Regions from separate parts of the Homo sapiens genome. Here region 2 is linked to region 1. The links are chromatin loops, found by intact Hi-C in ENCODE. Cell type or tissue: endothelial cell of umbilical vein. All regions are shown on one strand. Each heading gives the region's core, and the rest is flanking DNA. Links, peaks and the distances in the headings are about the cores only.

The links. Hi-C counts contacts between places; a loop is a spot of excess contacts. Peaks named below come from ENCODE experiments on the same cell type or tissue, not always from the same donor. Only the 100,000 strongest peaks of a DNase experiment are listed, where the experiment ranks them.
Region 2: a loop joins it to region 1, with 10 times the contacts of the local background. A loop is called at or near these places in 2 of 110 quality-filtered maps.

Annotation. Positions count from the first base shown.
Region 1 is chr7:138,333,415-138,341,753 of GRCh38, forward strand. No RefSeq gene overlaps it. Among named protein-coding and RNA genes, the nearest start is that of TRIM24, 120 kb to the right of the region's middle. In endothelial cell of umbilical vein, for the core only: no CTCF peak of the experiment used is centred there; a DNase peak (open chromatin) is centred at 5,097; H3K27ac peaks cover 1,154 bases.
Region 2 is chr7:138,403,514-138,411,852 of GRCh38, forward strand. It overlaps the pseudogene PTMAP10. Among named protein-coding and RNA genes, the nearest start is that of TRIM24, 53 kb to the right of the region's middle. In endothelial cell of umbilical vein, for the core only: no CTCF peak of the experiment used is centred there; a DNase peak (open chromatin) is centred at 4,458; H3K27ac peaks cover 435 bases.

The sequences.
Region 1 (8,339 bases), core at 292-8,291:
CACAGGCCCATTCTATTCTATCATCATTTCACAACCTCTTCCATATAGGTACTTTTCTGCTAGCATCACAGACATATCACAAACTTTATCAGTCCTTCAAGGCCAATTGGACTCTCTAGCTGCAGTTGTCCTCCAAAACCGCCAAGGCCTTGACTTACTGCTGAAAAAGGAGGACTCTGTATATTTTTAAATGAAGAGTGTTGTTTTTGTCTAAATCAATCTAGCCTGGTATATGACAACATAAAAAAATTCAAGGATAGAGCCCAAAAACTTGCCAGCCAAGCAAGTAATTACGCTGAACCCCCTTGGGCGCTCTCTAATTGGATGTCCTGGGTCCTCCCAATTCTTAGTCCTTTAATACCTGTTTTTCTCCTTCTCTTATTCAGATCTTGTGTCTTCTGTTTAGTTTCTCAATTCATTCAAAATCATATCCAGGCCATCAATAATCATTCTATATGACAAATGCTCCATCTAACAACCCCACGATATTATCCCTTACCACAAAATCTTCCTTCAACTTAATCTCTCCCACTCTAGGTTCCCACACCGCCCCTAATCCCGCTCAAAGCAGTCCTGAGAAACATCGCCCTGTATCTCTCCATGCCACCCCCCAAAAATTTTCGCTATCCCAACACTTCAATACTATTTTATGCTATTTTTTCTTATTAATATAAGAAGTCAGGAATGTCAGGCCTCTGAGCCCAAGCTACACCATCATATCCCCTGTGACCTGCACATATACATCCAGATGGCCTGAAACAACTGAAGATCCATAAAAGAAGTGAAAATAGCCTTAACTGATGACATTCCACCATTGTGATTTGTTTCTGCCCCACCCTAACTGAACAATGTACTTTGTAATCTCCCCCACCCTTAAGAAGGTTCTTTGTAATTCTCCACACCCTTGGGAATGTACTTTGTGAGATCCACCCCCGCCCGTAAAACATTGCTCCTAACTCCACCGCCTATCCCAAAGCCTATAAAAACTAATGATAATCCCACCATCCTTTGCTGACTCTCTTTTTGGACTCAGCCCACCTGCACCCAGGTGAAATAAACAGCCTTGTTGCTCACACAAAGCCTGTTTGGTGAACTCTTCACACAGATGTGTGAGACAATAAAGACCATTATAAAAAAGGAAAAAGAAATTCATCAAGCCATTGCTGCAGCTAAGCCAGCAGGTGCAAAAAACCTTGCACTTTTTTGAAATACCTTTTTGTTTCATATTGAAAATGCAGCTTTTATGTGGGTGAAAGATTGCTATAAGGCAGGCATAGTTATGGACTTTAATATGATTTGAGAAAAAGTAAAGTCATTATAAAACAACTTAAAGCAAAAGAAAAGTAAAGGATCTAAAGCTGCAGAATTTAATGCCAGCAAAGGATGGTTTGATAATTTTAGAAAGAGATTTGGCTTAAAAATGCCAAGATAACAGGAGAAGCAGATTCTGCTAACCAAGAAGCAGCAGACAAGTTCTTAGATACCTTTAAGAAAATTATTGAGGAGAAAGGATATCTGCCTGAACAGGTTTTTTGTTTTTGAGACAAGGTCTCTTTCTATTACCCAGACTGGAGTGCAACGGTGTGATCATAGCTTACTGCAACCTCAAATTCCTGGGCTCAAGCAATCCTTCCACCTCAGCCTCCTGAGTGCACACTACCATGCCCAAATAATTTTTTTTTTTTTTTTGTTAGCGACAGGGTCTTGTTTTGTAGCCCAGGCTGATCTTGAACTCTTGGCTCAAACAATCCTTCCTCCTCAGCTTCCCCAAGTGCTGGAATTGCAGGTATGAGCCATTCTGCCCAGCCCTGAACAGAATTTTTTTTTTTTTTTTTTTAATGAGAAAGACTCTTACTCTGTCACCCAGGCTGGAGTGCAGTGGCACAATCTGGGTTCACTGCAAGCTCCACCTCCTGGATTCAAGCAATTCTCATGCCTTAGACTCCTGAGTAGCTGGACTACAGGTGTGTGCCACCACGCCCAGCTAATTTTTGTATTTTGTAGAGATGGAATTGTTGTATTTCTGTATTTTGTAGAGATGAGGTTTCTCCATGTTGGCCAGGCTGGTCTTGAACTCCTGGCCTTGAGTGACCCACCTGCCTTGGCCTCCCAAAGTCCTGGGATTACAGGCGTGAGTCACCACAACTGGTCTTTGTTTTGTTTTTTTGAGACAAGGTCTCACTCTATCACCCAGGCTAGAGTTCATAGGAGTTATGACAGAGCCAATCATGGAAATCATGACAAAGATCACGGATATGGCACCAAAAAAAATTGAAGGTTGAAGGGTTTCAAGGTATGGATCTTGAAGAAATTTAAGAGCTAATAGACACCACACCAGAGGAATGAACAGACAACAACTTGATGGAGATGAGTGTTTCTAAGCCAGCTCCAAACACCATAGAACTTTCTATGATACAGACACTAAAACTAAAGCAAATGGTAGAAGAAGGAGTGGATTGGTACCATATAGAAATTATTTATTTATTTATTTATTTATTTATTTATTTTTTGAGACAGGGTTTCGCTCTGTCGCCCAGGCTGGAATGCAGTGGTGCGATCTTGGCTCACTGCAAGCTCTGCCTCCCAGGTTCATGCCATTCTCCTGCCTCAGCCTCCTGAGTAGCTGGGACTACAGGCACCCATGACCATGCCTAGACAATTTTTTGTGTTTTTAGTAGAGACGGGGTTTCACCATGTTAGCCAGGATGGTCTCGATCTCCTGACCTCATGATCCACCCACCTCGGCCTTCCAAAGTGCTGGGATTACAGGCATGAGCCACTGCGCCCGGCCCCATATAGAAATATTTTTATAGAAATTAAAAAACAGAAAAGTCAGACAGAAATTACTATGCATTTCCGTAAGTTGCACAAAGTGTGCCTTCTCCCCTGCCTCCCTTTCTATGTCTTCCACCTCTTCCTCCTCTGCCACCCCGAGACAGCAAGACCAACCCCTCTCCTCTCCTCTTCCTCCACCTCAGTGTGCACACACCAAGGATGAAGACCTTTATGATAACTCACTTCCACTTAATGAATGGTAAATTTATTTTCTCTTCCTTATGAATTTCTTAGCAACGTTTTATTTTCTCTAGTTTACTTGATTGTAATAATACATTATTTAATACATATAACATATAAAATATGTGTTAATCAACTGTTTATGTAATCAGTCAGGCTTCCAGTTAACAGCAGGCGATTAATTAAATTTGGGGAGGAATCAAAAGTTATGTATGGCTTTTTTTTTTACTGCATTGGGGGTTGGTGCTGCTAACACCCACATTGCTCAAGGGTCATATATACAGATTATTTTCTTCATCGGGCATTTTTGTATTTTGTATTTTGTTCAGCAACATACTTCTTCTATAATCAGACACAAAATGTACTTTCTTATTTTTAAGATTCTCTAATTTTACTTTTAGTATCTACACACTTGCTGACTCTGTGGCCCAGGCTGACATGCAGTGGTGCCATCTCAGCTCACTGCAACCTTCACCTCCTGGGTTCAAGCAGTTTTCCTGCCTCAGCCTCCCGAGAAGCTGGGACTACAGGTGCATGCCACCATGCCTGGCTAATTTTTGTATTTTTAGTAGAGACAGGGTTTCGCCATGTTGGCCAGGCTGGTCTCAAACTCCTGACTTCAGGTAATGCACCTTCCAAAGTGCTGTGATTACAGGGGTGAACCACTGCACCTGGCCTCCAAATATTTTTTATACTTTTTTAAGTATTACATGTAAGTAGTTAAAAAATTCATACAGCACTAAAAGGCTTCCACCACAGACATTTCCTTTTTCCCCACTGCCTTCCTCCTCTCATCTCATTCCCCAGAACAAGCCATTCTCAACTCAACTGATTTTTCTTCAAATACTTATATTCATATTTCTAAATAAAGTACATATAACATCTTGAGTCATCTATTTTTAACAATATCTATAACTTCATATTATGGTAAATAAAGATGTTGCTCACTTCCAATTATTTTTTTCCTCCGCCAAGTTAACTTTTTATAATTTTGACCCTCATTTCATTTTTTCCTTATTGTGACTGTGACTATGTAAATATTGTTCCCTGTGAGTTAGAGATATATTAAGATTATATTTTCTTTCTTGTATAATTTACTACTTTATCTGGAGTTAATCTGCTGCATTTTTGTGAATATTTAAGTCTTCCTATAATTTCCAATAGTTCTATGACATACTTTAAATATATTCCCCCCCATGATTAAACATGTCAGAAAGTTTATCAGTTTTTTTTTAAAGGTGTACCTCAAATCAAGAGTGTACTGTAGATATGCTGCACAGCCACCATCTTAAGATTTCCGTTTCTCAAGTATACTTTCAAAAAAGAAAAAAAAGGCCAGTCACAGTGGCTCACACCTGTAATCCCAACACTTTGGGAGGCTGAGGCAGGCAGATCACCAGAGTTCAGGAGTTTGAGACCAGCCTGGCCAACATGGCGAAACCCCATCTCTAGTAAAAATACAAAGATTAGCCGGGCATGGCGGCGGGCACCTGTAATCCCAGCTGCTCGGGAGGCTGAGGCAGGACAATCATTTAAACCCGGGAGGCAGAGGTTGCAGTGAGCTGGGATCACACCACAGCACTCCAGCCCAGGCGACAGACTGAGACTCTGTCTTAAAAAAACCTTCCATGTGACTTTTCTGCACTGAATCTCTTGTTTCTCACAGCCTATATCTTTTTTGTTGTTTGTACTTCAGAGCACCTTTTAGCATTTTCCTTAAAACATTTACATGATAGATATCTTTTTTCCTTGATCTTTCTATTTTGAAAATGTTTTTATTCTATCTTCATGCTTCACTGATAGTCTGGAGGATATATAGAATTCTAGGTTGAAAATAATTTTCACTCAAAATTTTGCAAGCATTGTATTATCTTCAAGCTTCCATTAGTACTGTTGAAAAGACTGAGGACATTCTAATTCCCATTTCTTTGTGACTGACTTGTTTATTCTCTCCAGATATTTTCTTATTCCCCATTGTTTGGGATAATTTTCTAGATGAACAATTTTGAATAAAGCAGGATGTGTGCTGTTCATATCTTCTCTAGCCAATTTTTCTTGGCCCCCAGCCCAGGGACTCATGCCAGAGGTCTGAGGAAAGCTGTTATCCTAAAATGTCTGTATAACAATAGAGTGCAGGGAACACTCATTAGCCTCTGTAACACTGGATGGCATAAGTTGAAATAAGCCAATGTTCTCCCTGCTCCAGTCATCTATTGCTGTGTAACAAACCACTCAGAACTTAGTGGCATTAGGAAACATCTTTTTATTTTTTTATGTTCATGACTTTGCAGATCAGTAATGCAAGCAGATCAAGTAGAAATAGCTAACCTCTGTTCCATATGACTGGTACCTCACATGGCTCAGTGGCCAGGAAGAGCTAGGGTGGTGTTATATGTCTAGGGCTCCAGTTTTGTGGGGTTTTTTTTGTTTTTTTTTTTTTGAGACTGAGTCTCACTCTGTCACCCAGGCTGGAGTGCAATGGTGTGGTCTCGGTTCACCACAACCTCCACCTCTCAGGTTCAAATGATTCTCCTGCCTCAGCCTCCCAAGTAGCCAGGTGCAGGCCACAACACCTGGCTAATTTTTTGTATTTTTAGTAGATATGGGGTTTTGCCATGTTGGCAAGCCTGGTCTCAAACTCCTGACCTCTGGTGATCTGCCAGCCTTGGCCTCCCAAAGTGCTAGGATTACAGGCATAAGCCACCATCCCCAGCCAAGGACTCCAGTTTTGACTGTCAACTGGTTTCTCGATTCTTCTCCATGCAATGTCTGCTGAAACTGAATTGTTGGGAGAGAAGCTGAGGCAGGGCTTGCATGTCTGCTAGACTTGCTGGCTCCTTGCTTCTAGCACTCCCATTATCTCAAGTAGCCATATGTTTCTCATTCACTTGATACACTGTTTCCTTTCAACCCCCATATCCTCACCACCTGTTTGTTTTTTTGAGCACCAATAAATAGCATGGGCTCCCAGAGCTCGGAGCCTTTGCAGCCTCCACACTCGCGATGGCCCCCTGGTCCCACTTTCTCTCTCAAACTTTTTCTCATTCCTTTGACTCCGCCAGACTTTGTTGCCCCCACGACCTAGTGTTGGGTCTGATCACCCCAACATTCCTGGCTTCCCAACGTGGGGTGACGAAGGCCCCAGTGAAGAAAGGCTAGAGCATGTGAAAGTGGAGGACACATCATCAAAGGACACCTGAAGACGTCTAAAAGAAGCTCAGCAGGAAAGCTGAGCACTTGGAAGAACCAGGGTAACAATGGGACAAAGTGACAGCAGACATTCTGCTTATTTAAATTTCTTAAGACATTTATTATGAAGGGGGGAGTGAAAGTTACTACTCAGAATTTGTTATCACTCTTTAGTGCAGTGAAGTAGTTTTGCCCATGATTTCTGGAACAAGGGACCATGGAGTTGAATGAATGGGAGAGAATTGGCAGAGATTTTAAAAAGGCATATAAAGATGGAGCAAAAATTGCAGTTTCCATTTGGTCAATGTGGGGGCTAATAAAGGCAGCTCTTGACCTATTTCAAACAGATGATGAGGCAGATTCAGATGAGGAAGAGGAAGAGGAGGACGAGTGTAAAAAACTAACTTCAGATTCTGAGTGTGAAGAACAGCTACCAGAGGAGATTAAAGAAAAGAAAGGAAGACTAAAAAAAGTATGTTTTACTAGCCCATTGGCTTCACCTGCTGAATTAAGTGAACGACCACCTCCTCTCTCTCCCCTTAATGAGTGAGAAAATAAATTAGCTGAAAAACTTACTGCTCTTGTAGTTGCAACATTAAAACCTGGAGCAATTGATGGTGCTATACAAAATTCTATTCAAAAAGCTAGAGCTGAGGGAGACCTTGAAACACGGCAATTTCCCATTACTATAATCTAGCAGGGAGGACAGAATATAGCTAATTGGGCCGCTTTTCCTTTTAAGTTACTAAAGGAATTTAAGCAAGCCATTTGTCAATACGGGCCAAATTCTCCTTTTGTGCAAACTTTATTAAAAAATATGGCTCTTGATAATAGATTAATACCATATGATTGGGATGCTTTGACAAAATATGTTCTCACTGCATCTCAGTACTTGCAGTTTAAAACCTGGTGGGCTGATGAAGCTCAAACTCAGGCAAAGGAAAACACATAAGCACAGCCAGCTGTGCTTGTTTCCTTTGAACAGTTAATGGGAGTTGGCCCTAACTGGGGTCGATTAGAGAATCAAGCAGTAATGGAGGATGTTGCCATTGTTCAGCTGCGCTTTGTGTGCTTGCGTGCATGAGAAAGGATAAATGTTACAGGGGAAAAATATCCTTCTTTCAGTTCTGTCCAACAAGGATGTAAAGAACCATATATTGATTTTATTGCTTGGCTCCAAGAGGCTGTGTATAAAGCCATAACTGATAAAAGGGTACAGGATGTTGTAATACAGCTTCTTGCGTACGATAATGCTAATGCAGAGTGTCAAACTGCTATTAGACCCCTGAGAGGGAAGGCTCATTTAGCTGAATATATTAAGGCTTGCGATGTCATTGGAGGTAACTTACATAAGGCTACTCTTTTAGCTCAGGCCATGGCTGGATTAAGAGTAGGAAATAATATACCCCACTTCTCAGGCTCTTGCTTTAATTGTGGGCAATTTGGACACACAAGAAAGGAATGTAGAAAAGAAAATCAAAAGGCAAAAACTACGACTGTCAATCAACAGAAAAGTCCTGGTGTATGTCCCCAGAGTATGAAAGACAATCACTGGGCAAGTCAGTGTCATTCTAAATTTAGCAAAGTTGGACAATCTCTTTTGGGAAATGGGAAGAGGGGCCTGCCTTGAGACCCTCAACAAACCAAGGCATACCCAGCACAGCCAGTGCCCTTACAAATGTACAACAATTGTTCCCCACCTCAGCAGGCAGTGCTGCCAAAGACCTCTAGAGCACAATTCCAATCTTCTTACTTCCTGGGGAGCCACAGAAGGTCCCCATGGGAGTTAGGGGACCCTTACCCGCAGGAACAGTCGGTCTATTACTTGGAAGTTCTAATCTAAATTTAAAAGGTGTTACTGTACATGTGGGAATAATTGACTCTGATTATACCAGAGAAATTCAATTAGTTTTAGTTCCCTCGGTAGTCTGCCTCCCCAGGAGAAAGAATTGCTCAGTTGTTGCTGTTACCTTACATAAAACTAGGAAGCAACACAGTGAAAAGAACAGCAGGCTTTGGTAATACTAATCCAGCAGGAAAGGCTGTGTGTTGGGTTAGTCAAGTGTTTGACAAAAGACCTATTTGCACAGTAACTACTCAGGGAAAAGATTTTGAAGGACTAGTAGATACTGGAG
Region 2 (8,339 bases), core at 218-8,217, 70 kb after region 1:
GTGCGTCAGGGATAAGAAGCCCTTCCCCTCCCTTGTCCAAGTGTGAGCTCACCATTGCTCCGTCTGTAAGGGCGCACCCTTCTATATAGAAGTAACTTGCCTTGCTGAGAATTAAAAAGAAAATTTTATATTTGAGTGCTATTCCTTTTGCGGCACCGAAACTTTATGTATAACACTTGGAATAAGATTGTTTTTCTGTTGTCGTTTTTGCTTTTTTTTTACAAGTTTTTTTTTTCTCCTTTGAGATTATAATGAACGTAGTCACACAACAAGTAAAGTCAGAAGTAGGACAGAGAACGCTCTGAAGGCTGGTTTGGTCATCCAAGATCATTAAAAACGGCGGACCCTAACAATATGTACAAAAATATAAAATGTAAATAAAAAATACAAATTTCCTTTTTAAAGTACATTTAAGAAAAAAAGCAGGGCCTTGGAAGTTTTGGTTCTTTTTCGTCCCCTGTTGCAAATTCTCATGGTTTGGGTTGGGTGGTGGAGAGCGTGTGTCACCCGCGGGTGGCACTGCCCGCGGTGGGCGGTGGGCAGTGGGTGGTGGTGGGGGGGCCTCTCTACTCAAAGGTGACCATGTTTAGATTCTGAGACGGGAAGTGGAGGGTGAATAGGTCACAGCGGTCTTTTTTTTTTTTTTTTTTTTTAGTTTAACTTTTCCTTTTTTGCTGTCTAGTCATCCTCGTGGGTCTTCTGCTTCTTGGTATCGACATCGTCATCCGCATCATCTTCAGCTGCCCGCTTGCCTGTAGCCAACTCAGCTTCCTCGTCGTCACCTCCATCCTCTTCTTCACCGTCACCTTCTTCTTCCTCCTCCTCTTCCTCCCCACCTTCTTCCTCTTGTTCATCTACCTCATTGTCAGCCTCCGGTCCCTGTTTTCCTCATGAGCATTCCCGTTAGCAGGGGCTTCTCTTCCATTTTCCGCCTCTTCCACAACTTCCTTCTTCTCCCGTAAGTCCTTGGTGGTGATTTCGGAGCTGGTGTCTACGGCTGCCTCTGACATAGGGGGTCACGCGGATGATCCAATGCAGGGGATTAAAAAGAAGCGAGAGTTCAGGGACTCTGCGCGATAAAGCTGCCCAGCCGGACAAGGAACAGTGCAAAGATGGCTTTTTAGAGCAGCCAGTGGGGAAAGGAAGGAACTGGCAAAAGAACTAGCTATTCTGACCACATCAATTCTGAATTCTTTTTTTTTTTTTTTTTTTTTTTTTGATACATAGTCTCACTCTGTCACCCAGGCTGGAGTGCAGTGGCACGATCTCAGCTCACTGCAACCTCCATCTCCTGGGTTCAAGTGATTCTCCTGCCTCAACCTCCCAAGTAGCTGGGTTTACAGGTGCCCACCACCACTCCCAGATAATTTTTGTATTTTTAGCAAAGATGGGGTTTCTCCATGTTGGCCAGGCTGGTCTCAAACTCCTGACCTCAGGTGATCTGCCCGCCTTGGCCTCCCAAAGTGCTGGGATTACAGGGGTGAGCCACAGCGCCCAGTCTAATTCTGAATCCTTAGAAATGTGTGAAAAGCTAGATTATAACTGAAATTATGTGTGCTTAGAATCAGGGCAAGAAGCAATGTGTTTTAAGTGCATGATGGCATTAGGCTTGATATTTCAGCAACAGATTTATACTGTATGTTGAGTCTTTAAACAGAGTGTCCAAAATATTCTTTTTAAAAAAAAAAAAAGTTTATTTGAGACAGGATTTAACTTTGTCACCCAAGTAGAAGTGCAGTGGCACAATCACAGCTCACTGTAGCCTCCACCTCCCAGGCTCAAGCAATCCTCCCACTTCAGCCTCCCAGGGTGCTGGAACTACAGTCACAAACCACTATGCCCAGCTAATTTTTGTATTTTTTGTAGAGATGAGGTTTTGCCATGTTGCCCAGGCTGGTCTCAAACACCTGAGCTCAAGCAATTCTCCTGCCTCGGCCTCCCGAAGTGCTGGGATTTCAGGTGTGAGCCACCCAGCCCAGCCTTTGTTTAAAAATTGTTAAGAATTTTGACATTGACAGAAGAACATCAAAACAAGTGCAGGGCCCTTCTGAGCTCATGGCCCTGTGTGACTGGCCACACATTCATAAAGCCAGCCTAAATATAAAACAATCCTGTAGTGCAAACTACCACCCACCATCTAAACCCAGCTTGCCCTCTGTTTCTCTAAATAAAGTTTTATTGGAGTGCAGCCATGCTCATTGGTTTCATACATGGCTGTTTTGGTTCTACAAGAGGAGAGTTTTCCGTACATGCAACAGAGATTGTAAGGCCCACAAAGGCTAAAATATTTACCATCTGGCTGTTTATAAAAGTTTGTTGCATCCTGCTATAGTGTGTAATCTGTCAGTTCTTGCCCCATACTTGCTATTCTAAATGAGCACTCAGCCATCTACAACGTGCTCCACTCTTCTCCTCGGAAACCATGTAGAGTCCACCTGGAGTCTATAGCTACAAATCAGAAGAATTTGGACACTGCTGACCTGCTCACAGACTGAAATGCCAAGAATTTCTGTGGCACTGTAAGGACAGCAATAACTGTGAATTCTCCATGGGGAAGCCTGCAAAGCTATATGATCTCTTCTACCCGAATCTCTTGTGTACCTGAGGTTTCTCACCACGCTACCACAAAACAATATACAGCTGCCAACTCCCAGTCAGCAACTTGCCTGGAGTCTTACGTTCCCCTCATAAAGGACAGGTCTCAAGGATTGCTCTTCTTGACTGGCTATTAATAAAGTCTCTAAAATCCTCTAGCACCATGTCTGGCATATCTGCCTCCCACCTAAATTCCCCTGGACCAGGTGCCCATGTGCTATGGTCTGAATGTCTGTCCCCTCCGAAACTCATGTTGAAATTTAATTACCATTGTAACAATATCAAAAGATGGGATCTTATTTTTATTTTTTTAATTTTAATTTTAATTTTTTTTAGACACAGTGTCTCACTATGTCATCCTGGCTAGAGTGCAGTAGCACAATCATGGTTCACTGCAGCCTCAACATAGGCTCAAGAGATCCTCCTGCCTCAGCCTCCTGAAGAAGTGATACCTTCAAGAAGTGATTAGGTCATGAAGGTTCTACCTTCCTGAATGGATTAATGCCATTATCTCAAGAGTGGGCTTGTCATGGCAGGAGTGTGCTCATTATACAAGGGCAAGTTCACTCCGCTTTCTTCCCCCTCTTCCCCGCTTGCCTTCTGCCATATGATGACATAGCAAGAAGGCCCTCACCAGATGCCTGCCCCTTGATATTGAACTTTCCAGCCTCCAAAACTGTGAGCCAATAAATTTCTGTGTATTATAAGTTGCCCAGTCTCAGACATTCTGTTATCACAGCACAAAAGACTATGTAACCTTAATACCTGGGCTAGGTCCTATTAGGACTTTAAGGATCATAGTTTACTCTGAAGGCTAGCTATCTAGTCAGCCTGCTATAGTTTCATGGATGCTAGTAGAAGACATGAGACATCTGGGTCAGAAATAAAGGACTGTTTATTACTTACAACAATAGCAATAGCCAAAGTAACAGCATTTTGGAACCAGTTCCCCAAGCCTCAGTTTCCACAGGGTGACACAAGCGCCCGTTGGTGTCTGCACAGGCAGTGAGTTCTGTTACAGGAAAAGCACCCTGAGCTTGGAAAAAGAATCCTATTATAATGGGCTATATAGCACACTTGTCCTTAGCCCTAGAAGGAAAGATTATTTTACTACACTGGATAGTAAGCAAACTTGTTCTTTTGCTATGAAGGGAGACACTATCTCTATCCTTCAAGACAGTTTGCTATATAAATGTCCTCTAAAGACAGATTAGAACAAAAGGCAGTCAGTGCCCTGGTTGCAAAATGTGCAGAAATGCAAGAAATTCTTGGAGAATTGTCTCTCAACAGCCTCCATATGGACTTGGTCCTTTATGGTGACTCTTCCCTCTCACTCCTATAGCTATAAATGAGCCCCTTTTTTCCTGTGAGCAAGCTGGAGTTTTGCTAATGATCTTCTCCCAGGTTTGAGTCCTTCTTTTCTAGTTTGCAGATTTATACTGGGCACTTTAGAGAAATATACCCTACCCATCGCATTGCCCCCAAACCAATATATAACTAAATGGTCTCTCATGTTTTGTGACTTTTCAAGTAGAATTTTATCAATTGTTTTTGTGTATATATAGCCATACAACTTAGGTATCACGATATGTTTAAAGCACTTAGCCATTTCCTCCCCCCAACCATTCACCATGTTCTTCCCAAATTCTTAAAGCTGTGTATGTGTATAATGCTACAAAAAATATGATATTAAACTCAAATGCCAGGGCATTCCAGCCATCATACATAAATGTTAGAGATTATTACTGGAATCATGTTTAGAATGTACCATGTAAGGAGTCTATTGTGCAAATGAGAGACTAAACGGAGTGGATAAAACGGAAAAGGAAGAGGAATCAGGAACTCATTCCAAACAAAAACATCATCCAGAGGAAACAGGATAAGCCTGTCCAGACACAGGAAGCTATAACGAGGAAGGAAAAGCAATTCTCAGAACAGATGGGCGGAAACTGAGCAACTAACAGAGGTGGAGCCATGTTTATTTGAGAAAGTGTATTCTGAGATTTGGGGGTTGAACAGAATCTGTGCTTATTCCCCATAGCTCCTGGATCTATAATGATGCTATATGTGGATACTGAACTGGCATGCATGAGCTCCTGTAAACGATCAAGCTATTTCTTAAACCTATAATTCTCTGTCACTTGTAACTTCCTGTCTTTTGAAAAATACATGTATGTTTTTATTTGAATGGATACTAACTTGATTAATTCATTTCCTAAATATTTGAATTTCTAGAGAACTGTGAAAGTTTATGGAGATGATTGAAAAGGATATTGAAATCAGGTCTATCCCAGAAAATATAGGACAGATGGTTATGGGGCATTAAAAAAAGAGAACTGTTAAGCCTACAATCCAGCATCCTATTGTCTGCTGTATTTTTTAAAAGCTTGCAGAGTAAAGCATATGTTATTGTTTCATCTCTTTTGATACAAGTAAATTCCTTCAAACACATACAATTAAAAATAATCCACTCTCAAGTAAATTGTATGTCTATGTGAATAAAAATGCAATCCCTTGTAGATGAGTTTTATGTTTCCCAGCTGTCCATGAGATTATTATGTATCATAAATTATATACTCTGTACTCTGCATTCCTTTGCAGCTACAAATGAAAAGATTTAGGCTTTTTTAAAATTTCTTACTGAAGTAAAGACCTCACTAATTATTCATCAGCTATAAAGACTTTATAATTGTTCAATATTTTGAAGCATTTGTGCACATAAACTAACCCTCATTTTAATAGTTTATTCATCTAACTGCTTTAATAAAGATAGAGTACCTCTTTTTTTCATACTCTAAACATCAAATGCAATCTTTTCAAAACAACTAGAATCATTGATTTTGAGAGCTGAACAATATTTCATTTTCTCAAGGTAAATAAAAAAACTGAGTCTCAGTGATTGCCTAAGAATCATATTCCCACAAGATCTGCCCAGCTAGAAGTGCATTAAAACCATTTTTTCAGACCCTTAAGGGTTCATGCTCTTTCTATAACATGCAGATTTTTCTCTTCATGATTCTTATAGGGAATTGATTCTAAATTTATTCAATTTATTAGTGCTCAGACAGATGTTTGTATATCTCTTATAACATGACCACTGGGCATTGCTTTTTTTGATTCTTTAGTTATCTAGGATTTTATTCTGTATTACTATTCCAGATGAATATTTTAAATCCTTAATTTATTCTTGTAATAAAAGATAGGCTTTTCTTTGGGGGCAAGTCCATTTTTCAAGCTAAACTGTGGAAAGCTGGAACTCCAAACCAAACATAAATTAAAATTTAAATTTAACCGTGTTGTGATGCCAACGAACCACTGATGGTTTTCAAAGTCTTCACGAAGGCTGGTAGAAAAACTTCACAGTGAATGAATTTTATTACTTCTGACTATAACGTCCCTACCTAGGGTGCTTCTGTAATGTTTGTGAGACTGAAGTACTTAGAAATGTGCTCCTGGCTACATTTTACCTTATTTTCTTTTTCTTTTCTTTTCTTTCTTTCTTTTTTTTTTTTTTTTTTTGAGATGGAGTTTCGCTCTTTTGCCCAGACTGGAGTGCAACGGCACAGTCTCAGCTCACTGCAACCTCTGCATCTCAGGCTCAAGCAATTCTCCTGCCTCAGCCTCCTGAGTACCTGGGATTACAGGCATATGCCACCACGCCCAGCTAATTTTGTATTTTTAGTAGAGATGGGATTTCTCCATGTTGGTCAGACTGGTCTCAAACTCCTGACCTCAGGTGATCCACCCACCTCAGCTTCCCAAAATGCTGGGATTACAGGTGTGAGCCACCATGCCCAGCCTATTTTACCTTAGTTTCATCTCTTCATTATTCTTGTTCAATTAGGCCCCCTGGATACCTTAATTTTTTTCTTGGATCACAAATTCTTTTGTGGAATTCTTTGCAAATAAAATTTCTACTTTCTGTAGAAAGAACGCTTATGGTGTAAAGTCTCTGTGCTCCTCAGTGTTGGTGGCTATAAGGATTTCTTGCCATGTCCAATGCGTAGGCTTTTCCCAAAAGGCTTATGCTGTGGCTCCCTTCCACGTGTTCACATTGCCATCATAAGGCACAACTGGCCAGGCACGGTGGCTCACGCCTGTAATCCCAGCACTTTGGGAGACCAAGGCAGGCAGATCACTTGAGGTCAGGGGTTCGAGACCAGCCTGGCCAACATGGTGAAACCCCATTTCTACTAAAAATACAAAGATTAGCCAGGCATGGTGGCGCACACCTGGAGTCCCAGCTACTCGGGAAGCTGAGGCAGGAGAATCCCTTGAACCCAGGCGGCAACTAAATTCCTTCAACACATATAATTAAAAAATAATCCACTCTCAAGTAAATTGTAGTCTATGTGAATAAAAATGCAATCCCTTGTAGATGAGTTTGCAGAGGTTGCAGTGAGCCGAGATCATGCCACTGCACTCCAGCCTGGGTGACAGAGTGAGACTGTCTCAAAAATACATACATACATACATACATACATACATACATACATACATACATACATATGGCACAACTGTGTCTGTCTTCCATTAGCACTTTTTTGGGGAGGAATTGCCATATGAATGGGTGCACCAATATATTTTCCCAGTGACAGTATACAAGGGTTCCCTTTTCTCCATGTCCTCACCAATACTTGTTATCTTTTGTCTTTTTTGATAATAGCCATCCTAACAGATGTGAAGTGATATCTCAGCGGTTTTGATCTGCGTTTCCCTAATGGTAAGTCATGTTGAGCACCTTCTCATATACCTGCTGGCCATTTGTATGTCTTTTTTGGGTAAGTGTCCATTCTGTTTGCCCATTTTTAAATCAGGATATTTCTTTGGGGTTTCTTGTTTGTTAATTTGTTTGCTATTGAGTTGTAGGAGCTTCTTATGTATTTTGGATATTAATCCCTATCAGATCTATGGTTTGCAAACATTTTCACCCATTCTGTATGTTTCCTTTTCATTGTGTTGTTTCCTTTGCTGTGTAGAAAGTTTTTAGTTTGTTGTATTCCCACTTCCCACTTGTCTATTTTTACTTTCTTTTAACCTATGCTTTTGGTGTCATATCAAAAATCATCACCAAAGTCAATGTCAGGATTCTTTTTCCTGTATTTTCTTCTAAGGAATTTTATGTTTTCAGTTCTTATATTTAAGTCATTAACCCTTTTTTTTTTTTTTTTTTTTTTTTTTTGAGATAGAGTCTCCCTCTGCCACCCAGGCTGGAGTGCAGTGGTGCGATCTCAGCTCACTGTAACCTCCGCCTCCTAGGTTCAAGCAATTCTTCTGCCTCAGCCTCCCGAGTAGCTGGGATTACAGGCATGTGCCACCAGGATTGGCTAATTTTTGTATTTTTAATAAAGACAGGGTTTTACCATGTTGGCCAGGCTGGCGTGGAACTCCTGACCTTAGGTGATCCACCCGCCTCGGCCTCCCAAAGTGCTGGGATTGCAAGTGTGAGCCACCGCTCCCAGCCCAATTAATCCATTTTGAGCTGGCTTTTGTGTATGGTGTAAGATAAGGGTCCAGCTGTCTTCCATTAGAATTTCATCCATGGTTAAAATGGACAAACTTTTCCTGTAATGGCCTTAAAGTAAGCTGTAGAATTTTATAATTTTATTTTATATTTATATTATTTATAAACTATCTTTTCCTCCAAATATATTTACTAACTATAGGACTTTTTTACCAGTTAAAATTTTGTGTCCATCAGTTTATATTGGTTGGGCACAGTGGGTCATGCCTATAATCCCAGC